2 separate regions of the Homo sapiens genome follow, and region 1 is linked to region 2. A link is a loop called in an ENCODE intact Hi-C map of the cell type or tissue named here. Cell type or tissue: PC-3. All regions are shown on one strand.

The links. Peaks named below come from ENCODE experiments on the same cell type or tissue, not always from the same donor. Only the 100,000 strongest peaks of a DNase experiment are listed, where the experiment ranks them.
Region 1: a loop joins it to region 2, with 5 times the contacts of the local background. A loop is called at or near these places in 2 of 110 quality-filtered maps.

What each region holds. Positions count from the first base shown.
Region 1 is chr1:14,101,148-14,103,647 of GRCh38, reverse strand. It overlaps a transcript of KAZN not described here. Among named protein-coding and RNA genes, the nearest start is that of KAZN-AS1, 320 kb to the left of the region's middle. In PC-3, no CTCF peak of the experiment used is centred here; no DNase peak of the experiment used is centred here.
Region 2 is chr1:13,964,529-13,967,028 of GRCh38, reverse strand. It overlaps a transcript of KAZN not described here. Among named protein-coding and RNA genes, the nearest start is that of PRDM2, 270 kb to the right of the region's middle. In PC-3, a CTCF peak has its summit at 1,048 (motif pointing left); a DNase peak (open chromatin) is centred at 1,038.

The sequences.
Region 1 (2,500 bases), 140 kb before region 2:
GAAGGCTGGAAAGGCGCAATGTGAGAAGGACTCACTGGCCAGGCCGGCTTTGAAGATAAGGATGGGCATCACTAGAGGCTGGAAAAGGCAAGAAAACAGACTCTATCCAGTGCCCATGGAAAGGAGCTGCCAACACTTTGATTCAGCCCAGTGAGGCTTGGTATCAGATTTCTGACCTACAGAAATGTAAGATAATAAGTTTCTGTTATTTAAGCTGCTAAACTTGTAATTTGTTACTGCAGCTGGTATGGGCTGAATTGTGTCTCCTTTCTCCCATTCACTCCAATTTATATATCGAAGTCCTAACCCCCAGTGCCTCAACATGCGACTGTATTTCGAGATATGTATTTCAAGAAGAGATAGATGTATAAGATGTCACTAGGGTGGGCCCCAATACAACAAGACTGGTGTCCTCACAAGAAGAGCAGGCCAGGCACAGTGGCTCACACCTGTAATCCCGGCACTTTGAGAGATCAAGACGGGCCGATCACTTGAGGCCAGGAGTTCGAGACCAGCCTGGCCAACATGGTGAGACCCTCAGCTCTACTAAAAATGCAAAAACAACTAGCCAGGTGTGGTGGTGCACACCTATAACCTCATCTGCTTGGGAGGCTGAGGCATGAAGGCATGAGAATCCTTTGAACCCAGGAGGCAGAAGTTGCAGTGAGCTGAGATCATGCCACTGCACTCCAGCCTGGGTGACAGAGCAAGACTCCGTTAAAAAAAAAAAAAAGAGAGAGATTAGTATTCAAATGTGTACAGAGGGAAGCCCATGGGATGACACAGGGAAGACAGAGGCCTCAGGAGAAACCAGCCCTGCTGACACCTTGATCTCAGACGCCTGGCCTCCAGGACTGTGAGAAGGTAAACTTCTGTTGTTTAATGCATGGTGGGTTGTCTAGTCCATGGTGTGCGGTTATGGCACCCCTAGCACCGCAGCCATAAGAGCTAATACACGGGGATGCACGGAGCTCACCATAGAGGGCCCTGAAGGCACCAGGATGGGAGACGATAATCCCCCAAAACATGGAAATGGAGCTGCAAAAAGGGACTGTGAAATGCCACCAGGAGGGGCTGCATGAGTGAACACCATGGCCATTGGACGGAGGAAGCCAGCAGCAGTTTACAAACCAAAACACACGATGGCAGCTGCTTGGAGAGCAGGAACTAGGATCACCCATTTTTCCCCAGGTTCTTTCTATCAGATGCAACCAGGAGGGGTCACATGGGTGGACACCATGGCCATTGGATGGAGGAAGCCAGCAGCAGTTTACAAACCAAAGGGCGTGAGGGCAGGTGCTCAGCGAGCGGGAACTAGGATCACCCATTTTTTTCCCAGGCTGTCTCTATCAGGAGCTCCAGACAGAGAAGTTAACCATGATTAGCGATTTCTCTGATTGCTCTCAGCACTGGAGACCCTGTGGGCACGTAAACCCATGCCAGTGTGCTGAGGGCGTCTTCCCCGGGACTCTGGATTTTGTGTAGTTGAAACTGTGCTTTGAGTTCAGCTGGGCTTTTAAATAAGTCAAGGGACTTATTTTTTTTTTAAGTTCCAAGAAATAATATCCCACTTGATAATACCAAGACCTCACTCACTGAGATTGGTAAAAATTAAGCTTCATCTTCTTTGAAGTTGTTTAAAAATATCCTGAAGTTCATTCTCTCTAAAAGGTTTGAGGTTTGCTGGAAGAGGGATCTTTGACTTGAGATGATTATTAGTTATCAAAGCATGTTACTGTCTGGGCTAATTCAGCTGGGGCCAAGCTATCATTTAGGTTTGCACTATTTGGAAAAAAAGGTTTTGCTAAGCAAACACAATATGTAAACAACATCATAAGGAAGATGTTTATCCTGTTTAAGAGAAAAAACTGACCTCAAGTACTTTAGCAGTGCTTACTTCCACGCTGACAATTAAGCTGCCCTTATAATTGGGTTTATGTAAATATTAAAGGAAACTCACTAAAAATTCTACTTAAAGTAATTTTCAAATTTTCCAGTTAAACAATATGTACCCATTGGGGAAAACTTAGACAACACAAATGTCCAAAGGTAGAAACTAGAAATGATCCACGACACCTTCACTTAAGAATAACCACTATTCACATCCTCTCCAGCCCTCTCCCTTCAATCCCTACTCCCATCCCCAGCCAGCCTTCAAAGCACTTTGGAGTGAGATAAACCTGGATTCAAACCCTCCTTCACTACTTTATTGCTGTTTTATCACCTTGAACAAGATATTCTAACTCAAATTGTTTATCTGAAAAAGGAGATAAAAACAGTATTTATCTTATAAACCGTCATCCAAAGAGATGAATGGTGTTATTCTCCAAATGGTGAATTTGGTTTATTATGATGCCGTGCACATAATAAGCACGTAATAAATAGTGGTGCAGTGGTTATGAGCTGTGCAGAAAAGAGTTAATATGGCAGGCCTGACTGCAACCCTTTCAAGGCCTGTTTGCAAGACTGGCTTTTAGTGGGCATCTGGGAACTCAGATTT
Region 2 (2,500 bases):
AAGTCTAGCTGGGCTGAGGGGTGGGGTGGGACCAGTTATACAGACACAGTAGAACGCAGTGATTTAAGACATACATTGTAGACCAGTGCTGTCCAATAGTACTGTATGGTAAACCATATATGTAATTTTTAATTTTCTGATAGTGCATTTAAAAAAGTAAAAAGAAAAAGGTCAAATGAATTTCAGCAACCTTTATTTTATGTAATATATCAAAAAACAACCAGGTCAACAAGTAACCAATATAAAAAATTATAAAAAATTCCTAATGCCATATATTATACTGTGTTTCATTCTAATGCTTCGAAATCCTGTGTCTATTTTACACTTACGGCACATCTCAACTCAGATAGCCACACTTGGAGCACCCAAAAGCCAGCCTCCTGTGGCCAGGGGGCTACTGTGGTAGACACCAAGAGACTACCCTGGGTCCTCCTGAGTTCAGATCCTGGCGTCACCACTCACCAGCCGTGTGGCCCCAGAGATGTCAGGTCACCACTCTAAGCCAGGGCTTCCTTGTCAGTGACCCTGTCCATCCCATGGAGTCCTTCCAAGGATAGTGAGATCTGCTTCACACATCAAGACTGCAGGACCCCACCCCCAGAAAGCACTGTGAGGACCTGCTGCCGCCACTGTAAAGACAGGTCAGAGCCAGGGCTGAGAAGAAGTTCAAGCAAAGAGCTCTGGGGTCCAAAAGGCGCCCCCACTTGCCCTCCCATTGTCCCTGAAAGGTGGTCTTCGTTGCCTCCTATCGCTATTGCTGTTGCCATTTTCCTACCTGGTCCCTGAGCAGCCTCTCACTCAGGTGTGTTGAGGGAGTAGGAGGGAGGGAAGGAGTAGGAGGGAGGGAAGGAAGAGGAGGCAGGGAGAGAAAGCAGAGGAAGGGGAGAGAAATAGGTAGGGCTTGAGGAAGGGAAGGAGCAGCAAAGGCTTAGGAGAGCTCAGGCCCACCTCGGTGTTACGGGTCTGATGAGAAAGAAGGACTTGGAGAGCCGCCTGGACTGTGCTGCTCCCTCTCCCTGCTTTTTGCTGTCCTCTGCCTCCCCCTCCTGGGCTCCATCTCCAATAACCATGTAAATCAGGGAGGACCCAGCCCTTCTTGCAGGAGGACGTTCAGCTTGGCAGGAAACCAGCTGGAATCATGAACTCTGGAGGGCTCATGAGAGCTTCCTAATTCAGAGGAAAACATTTTACATTCAGGTGATGACATGGAAACAATGTAATTCAATCAGATAGACCCACCGGTTATGAGAAGACACTAGACTTTGCCCCGTGGAAATAGAGATAATTAAGACGCAGCTCCAGCCCTCCTTGACTTCACAGCAGAAGTCGCTGCGGAGTGAATTCATTCCATTCACCTGTGCATTGGGCATGATGCTGAGAGTTGGGACTATCGGGCTGCAGATGTATTCCCTGACTTCAGGAAGCTCCCAGTCTTGCTGGGAAATAGCAATGCGAATAAATACTCAAGTTGCAAGGTGGTAAGTGCCACACTTACCAAATAACAGGTCCAAAATATCAGGAAGTGATTCCTTCTGATGTAATAATTATTAAAAGCACCCACCTTAACAAAACACCACCACCCACTTTCCATTGTTGAACATCTGTCATATCCTGAGCACCGAGCTATACACTTGGCATCAGCATCTTATTCAAGCCTCAAAACAGCCCTAGAATGTGACGTCCCACAGCGTCTAGGGGCAGGTGCTGTGAATTTCCCAGGGCGTGAGTCACCATCTCCTCCCCAGGAGCCTCCCATCAGGTCCCCCTGCTTGGACCCTTGCCCCCTACTATCTAGTCTCAACACAGAACTTGAAATCATCTTTTAAAACTGCAAGTTAGATCCTGACCTCCTGCCCAAACCTCTCTAGCGCCCACCCCTCCATGTCACTCAGGGTGGAAGGCAGAGTCCCTGCCTTGACCTGCACTCATCAGGTGGCCTCTCTGTCCTCCCCTGCTGCTCTCACTCTGCCCTCCAGCCTCACTCTCCTGCTGTGTCTGGAATGCCCCAGGTGCGTCCCTGCCCCAGGGCCTTTGCTCTAGCCATGCCCTCCACCTGGCACCCTCTTATCTACACCACTTGCCTCACCAGCTCCCTCATCTGCTTCGAGTCTTTGTCCAACTGTCAGTTTCTCAGGGAGAGCTTTCCCTGCCAGCCTGTTTAATGCTGCGACCTGCACCCTTCTCACTGTGGTAGATTGACTGCAAGAGTGACCACAATTATCACCCCTCACTTTCCATCCCATAGCCACACCTTTTGTGATGTAAACTTTTTACCTCCTTCCTTCAAGAGCTGGCTGGCTTTGACTTGCTTTGGCTGACAGAATGCGGCAAAAGGGATGTCATGCCACCCAGTAGAGGCCTCAAGAAGGCTGGGATACTTGCCTCTCTCAGAACCCTGCTTCTACCACGAAAGCAAGCCTGGGGTGGCCTGCTGGAGCATGAGAGACTACGTTTAAAGAACAGAGTTGTCCTGAGGCCATCCTAGACCAACCGGTAACCA